Linked DNA regions of Mus musculus: region 2 is linked to region 1. Evidence: chromatin contacts called from ENCODE Hi-C or POLR2A ChIA-PET data. All regions are on one chromosome and are shown on one strand. The core of a region is the stretch at or near the end of the contact, and the rest is flanking DNA. Distances in the headings are between cores, read along the strand shown.

Region 1 (3,321 bases), core at 554-3,053:
GGGGAACAAAACAGCATTAAAACCCCAGAAGTAATCCAACTAGAAATTGTAGACCGGTAACTTCTGGAATCAAAATTCCTTATCAAAATGGAACCGTGTGATGACAAAATATGGAAACAGGCCTCACCTAAATCCAAGGATACCCGTGTTAGCCATCACATACGCCAAACCAAGGATGCCGCTTCCCATGATGGCGTTCATCACGTTAAAGACGGAGAGACCAAAGGAAGCACCGGAGGATCCCTGCCTGTGAGGTTCCTGGAAACACACCATTTACCCACATTAAATGCCTGAGGAAGGAAGTTAAAGTGTGCTGAGCCATTCTACACACTTGAGGAATCGTGTGAACACTAATTAACCAGGACGTGGCTAGTTCTTTCGCCCATGTAACACAGGCTAGTCTCATTGGAGAAGAGGGGATCTCAATTGGGAGAATGCCCTAAAGAGACTGGCCAAGACACGGCCTGTTTTAGGTGGGGGCATCCCTGAGCAGGCAGGCCTTCCTGGGGATGAAGGAGAGCAAACTGAGCAAGCCAGTAGGGGCAAGTCAATATTTCCTCCGGGTCTCCCGTTTCAGTTTCTGCCTCCAGATTCCTGCCCTGACTTTCCTTCAAGACGGACTGTAGCTGTAAGATGAAATAAGCCCTTCCCTTCCCAAGTTGCTTTCCGTCATAGGAGTTATTACCCCAAGGAAAAGCACATTTGGACATAACACTTGTTCCTTTCCCTCCGTTCTGACCTATTGGTGCAACTCAAGGAAACGAGTCTTCCAGGAAAATTACTTCCTCCCATGCAGGGCCCAGCTGGCTTCAGTGGGAGCCACAGCCTTGTGACTTCAAGAGATCAAGATAGGGTGGAGACAGAGGAGGAACGGGCCTCAGTCACGTGCTTCCTGAAGAATCCCAGTGTCAGCATGGAACTTCTGTCCCTAACTCTTCTTCCTCAAGTACGAGGACCGCAATAAACTAACCTTTTGTTTATATGCCTAATGAATTAAGTCGATTAGCAGGAATATCTTACAGGGACAACATAAACCAAACCATCAGCTGTTACAGTCCAGGGATTCATAAAAAGTGGAGTGGCAGGACTGGAAAGCAGCTCTGAGTTAGGGAGTTTTTCTAGCATGCCCAAGGCCCTCCTAGGCTGGACATTCAAGACCGAAGAGGCTCCGGGGCCCCCGGGCACACACAGCCCACTACACCGGCTTTAGGTTAAGGACGAGCAATGTGCACATTACCAGAGACCTCTCCTCATCTTCACTTACAGGGACTTGAGTATTAAAGTGCCTATAGCTCATCTTTCCCTTGGCCCCATGATTAAATCCAGAAAAGAAACATCGTGTGATGTTCTTGCAAGACCTCACAAGGCTAGAGGAGACAGAGGCGACAATGACACAAAGCAATGGTGAGTCACAAAACCGAGGCTCATCCCGCTGGTGTTCCAAGCCTCTCACTATTGACTGAGTGCTCCATGCTGCTGCCACATTCCAAACTCGCCTGGGGTCAGTGGTTCGGGCCCCACCCCAGGGTCAGTCCCCTGCAGTCCAAGGCTCCTCTTGCAAGCCCTGAAAGATACCGAAGCGCACAGGAACCCAGCGCAGCCAGTAAAGCCCACTTACGTTGCTTAGCAACGGACTCCACTCGTCTGCAGCCACCGCCTCCTCTGGCTGCTGGGCAGAGACGTACCAGCCTGGCTCCGCTTGGATGCTGTGCCGGGACGCCTGCATGGTGCTCCGCGACCGACTGCTAAGTAAATCACGGAGCCGCTTCCCCTAACCCCAAGCGCCCCGGCTGAGCGGCTTCAGAGGCGGAGCTACGGGCTTGGCCCTTCCGGGCTCTCGTAGCAAATCGCGGGCCCGGAAGAGAGGTGCGAGTCCACAGGGTCGGACTCTACGCTGCCTTCGCGGCCAGCAGTGATGACGTCACCAGCCTCCGACGCCCTATTTCCGAGCTGCACCAGAGCATGAGGTGAGGGGTTCGGGTCTGAAGCCGGCCTCGGGTGACGCTGGCCCTGGAAAGGTGCAGCTGGTGAGGGGGCAGTAGTGTCCCGGGTGATGTAGAAAACCTGACGGTACCGCGGCGGGACTCGTGCTCTTCTTTCTTGCCCAATGAGCGCAAAAAGGCCACCAGGTCATTCATCTCCTTGTCCACCGGCCGCTAAGCCGAGGCCGGAGCCCTTGGGTAGGGGGCTGGTCAAATGCATGGTGAGGGCTGATGCACCCAGTGGTAGGATTGGATAGCATGAGAAGTGCCGGGATTAGGTTCCCATTACCACAAAAATCTTTTCATAGTTTAAACCACATATTACAGATGGAAAACGGACGCCTACATTTACTTCAAACAACACAGTAAAGCCTTGTCAAAATACTGAAGCTTTTAGTTATAGGCATGGCATATGGCAGTACACTATGATAGACATCCTAACAGTATACTAAGGTCATATGGGAAGGGACAAATCTCATGTATCCAGACCAACCTGGAGGATGACTTTAATTTCTGATCTGCTTTCTGAGTGCCTGCACCACTGTGCCCAGGCTATGTAGTGCTGAAAGCCCATGAATTTGCTTGTGCTTGCTAGGTACACTTCTAGCTAAACTGTATCCCCAGCTTTCAGGTCATTTTTAACCAAGCTTTTGTTTTTTTTTTTGTTTGTTTGTTTGTTTGTTTGTTTTTGAGGTCTGGTCTCAAATGCATCCCAGGCTGGCCTTGAACTTTTAATCCTCCTATTTCCTCATGCTGAGATTACAGGTAGGCACCACCATGCCTGATATTATGTGCTGTTAGGGATGACCCCAGGACCTCATGCGTGCTAGGCAAGCTTTCTACCAGTGAGCTACATTTTAAGACCTTAATGAACGTTTAAGCCTTGCCAAGCCACTTAGCAGCCACATAACTTTGGGTGATTAACTTACCCCTTAGCTTACAAACTTCATAACACAGCTTCTGATACAACAGCCCGTTGAATAAATAAAATAAGATCTCCTAAGAATATCCCAGTAAGTATTACCATTGGTGGCATCACATATAGTGATCATTTCATTTAGAGATGACCCTTAACTCAAATTTCATACTTCCTATTCTATGTGTATTCTGTCGAAATTTGTGAGCAGAGTTCTTTGGGTATAGGGAGATTGCTAGACCACTAATTTTTCTGTTATAGGGGCAAATAGACTGAAAATGCAAATGTATTATTTACCAGGGACAGTGATCATTCTAACCTGCAAGAGAGACTGCCCTCCCTTGCCATCCAAACCTTTTGTCAGCACTTGGCAGGTGACTTGAAAGATAATTTATATTTTCATCCTCAAAAGCCATTGTGAAT
Region 2 (3,321 bases), core at 573-3,072, 55 kb before region 1:
GGACAGCCAGGGTTACACAGAGAAACCCTCTCGAAAAAAACAAAAAAAAAAAGTTGCTGTGGGGGGCTGGTGAGATGGCTCAGTGGTTAAGAGCACTGACTGCTCTTCCGAAGTTCCTGAGTTCAAATCCCAGCAACCACATGGTGGCTCACAAACATCCGTAACAAGATCTGACGCCCTTTTCTAGAGTGTCTGAAGACAGCTACAGTGTACTTACATAATAAATAAATAAATCTTTAAAAAAAAAAAAGAGTTGCTGTGGTCATGGAGTCTCTTCACAGTAATAAAACCCCGACTAAAACAATTACTTTGTTTTGTTTGTAAGCTAACACTTGGAATTCAGGGCAATGGGGAAGGGTTCATAAGTGAGAATGTGACTTGATCTGAAGGCCACAGCGTTCCACAGTACCTTTGAAGCTCACAGTATATGGGCAATACTGAGGTATGGCAGAGAAAGGAAAAAGCCATGGTTGGTATGGCGTAAACGCTCTGAAAAAAAATTAGAACAAAACACTATTATCTGTTACATCATTTGTATTTGATAATAACCTCAGTTCTTCTTGCTTTAATTACATTGTTATTTAGTTAGCCCTTGCAGAGGTCAGAGGGTGACTAAGGAGTCAGGCTTGCCGAAGACACTCATACAGCTGAGCCATTGCCAGCACAACAATAAAGCTCTTTCTAAAAAACAACTTAGTCAAATCTGTGCCATCTTTTGTGAATGATCTCTTCATACGACAGACAGAAAGAGAGAGAGAGAGAGAGAGAGAGAGAGAGAGAGAGAGGGGAGAGAGGAGAGAAGAGGATCTGCAGTGGCCAGCAACTACTATAGCTTAGGTGGCTTGCCGATTCTAACCACATTTTCTGGCTGGCCTCTCAAATCATGTTGCTTTATTACAATGATCACTTTCTACATTATTTGGATAAGATAAAACTAATTTAGGTAATATATAAAGAGCTACATTTAAAATAATTTTTATTATAATTCCAGTTGTTCTTAAGGTATGCACGATTTAAATACATCTCATTACCCAAGCAGCAATAGTGCTAATGCTTTCAAATCTGCTTTTAGTTACTCGATCCAAGTAAGTACTCCAAATAGAAGCCACATCTTTGTACTGCCAGAATCCATGACCAAGATCTTTCTTAATGAGCACCAAGATCATTAATTCTAGACCTGAAAAACTCCTTAGGATCTCATGTAATACATAAGCCTAAGGTTTCTTTAAAAATTATTATTAGAATACTTAACAAGAGCCAGAGAAAACTAGCAAGCCAAACGTTATTACCTCTACATTAAAGAACTGTCTTTAACAAATGGATGGTAATGATTTATTTTCTCTTTTCTGGTCTAAAAATATTTCTCCTGAGCTAGTGTTGGGCTCTTCACCAAAAGAAGTTCCAGATGAAGGCCTACTTTGGAATATCGTACCTAGGACGTTGTGTTTCTTGAAGCTGTATTAGGGGAATGAGAGCTTAAGACACGTTCTCTGTTTCATAAGCTGCTCAGTTTCCTGGCCTGTCAACTCCCCTGCCCTGATCTAAGGCCCACGGAGGTCTCCGCCGTGTGAGAGATGTGGTGACCTCCTCACAAGGCTTGGGAAGACGCTTCTTGTTATAAACTGGAGATAAAAGGGAAAGTTTTGCACGGAGAACAACCCACATTAACATTCTATACTAACAAAGCTGTGCAGCGAGGAGAGGAGAGTCTGGTGTCTGGGGCCTGCAAAACCACATTTCAGCAGAAAAACAAAGTCGAGAGGAAGAGACTCCCAGAAACAGGAAGGCTCCGCCTTTTCCGTGAGAGCAAAGCCGGAGCCCCTGTTTGCCTGCTTGTGCTCAGGGATTCTTCCAGGCACTTTCCGGAGCCTACAGCTCTCTTAAGAGTGGGCATGGGACTTGGGTTTCTGGTCTCTGCTGTGAACATCATAAATTTCCCTGGAGTTCTGCTCAGAAGGTACTGGCAGTACTCAAATGCTGGCCCATTGATGAGGCTGTTTAACTAGAGACCAAAGTCCTACTCACCAGGGAGGAGTTTTTGATGTAATTGGCGATTTAGCTTTACAAGTCCAGAGCGCAACAGGAAAGCCATATCCACAGAGGACCTTACTGGCCAGACCAGACATTTGGTAAATCTGTTCTTTTAGGCAAAGGCCCATTTAAAACAGGCTCCATTTAAAAGCATGCCAAAAGAAAGAAAAGAAAAAGGTGGCTGTTTCATAATGGGCCACCCTGTGTTAAATAATATTATTCTTCTGGTAGGCAATCCTATACTTAGCACTTTCATGAAAATTAATTAGTTACAGGTACAAAGACCTAAGAGACCCTGTAACACAAATCTCTTAAAACTTGAAATGTGAAAAATCAACCAAAAGTATCTGTTAATAACTTACACACCTCTTTGGAGAAATGAAAGAGCTTTGGTTTACAGTCATCTGTTGCGTTTGAAATCTGTTTAAGAGTATTGAGGGGAAAAGAAAAACCAATAGGTATTAAAAGTCAGAATACATCAACAAATATGATGAATTTATTACTACTAGAATTTCAAATCAAATTACTTCAAAGAAAAGGTCTAAACTGTTACGTAACTATTACCTTTCACCAACTAGGAAAATAATCATTTATCTTCAATTTCTTTTTTTTAGTTGAAAGGTTAAAAATAAAAAAAAGCTAAAAATTATTACCTGAAAGACTTCATTGATGCAATCTAAGGTCACAGGACAAGGAACGGCCCATTTTTTAATTACTACCTGTAAAAGTAAATGCAACCAGCACTTAGATGATCTGTAGTGAAATTCATCACAAGTTGATGCTTTCAATAAAGCCAAACAGAAGTTTCCTTGATGCTCCGATTTTCCCAGAGAGAATGGGGTCACCCTTTAACATGGTCACTGGGCGGAGGGGAGGGCCCAGCATGACAGGAGTGCTTTACATCTGATCAGTGGGGAATCCTGCTCATCAAAGACTCTTGTGTCAATTTTCAAAACTCCAGCAGTACACTGGTTCTGTTTTTAAAGTGCAACTCAAAGAGGAAGCACACTTTCAATAATAACTGCAAAGATTATCTATTATCGTCAGTGGCAGACAGAGCAGAAGAGAGGCAGAAGTGGGGGGAGACTTTAATTCTCAGTGTGCTTGTTGGTACTCCTGATGAACACACACTTTCACCTCTTCAGGTTTTCACGTTCGTGCTATTGGTGAGTGTGGAGAAAGCTGGCCAGAATCGGGTGCAGAGCTAGGGAACTCCAGCTGGAGGGATGCTGTTTCCCAGGACCATCAACGGGCATGCTTCAGGATTTGACTCTTAATTGTGGCCGTCCT

The links. A loop is a pair of places that touch in the nucleus more often than their neighbours do. ChIA-PET counts read pairs that join two places held with the same protein, here RNA polymerase II (POLR2A).
Region 2: a map of heart shows a loop between it and region 1 (4-fold over the local background). The contact joins the enhancer-like site here to the promoter of Slc38a6 in region 1. A Hi-C loop is called at or near these places in 2 of 37 maps with a recorded cell type or tissue (both heart). POLR2A ChIA-PET finds 5 or more read pairs at or near these places in 1 of 5 experiments (Patski).

What each region holds. Positions count from the first base shown.
Region 1 is chr12:73,285,330-73,288,650 of GRCm38, reverse strand. It overlaps Slc38a6 (solute carrier family 38, member 6), which reads right to left and starts at 1,803. Exons shown (of 16, transcript NM_001037717.3): 1 at 1,619-1,803; 2 at 128-258. The coding sequence starts at 1,726. Trmt5 (TRM5 tRNA methyltransferase 5) reads left to right here and starts at 1,940. Exons shown (of 5, transcript NM_029580.3): 1 at 1,940-1,967. The coding sequence starts at 1,963.
Region 2 is chr12:73,340,837-73,344,157 of GRCm38, reverse strand. Slc38a6 (solute carrier family 38, member 6) reads right to left here. Exons shown (of 16, transcript NM_001037717.3): 9 at 2,685-2,750; 10 at 2,398-2,451; 11 at 410-489. Among named protein-coding and RNA genes, the nearest start is that of Slc38a6, 56 kb to the right of the region's middle. Within about 2 kb of position 1,822, at least 1 of the 3 ENCODE cell types and tissues checked has a DNase peak (open chromatin) inside an H3K27ac peak, as active enhancers do; it is heart, where a contact is called at or near this core.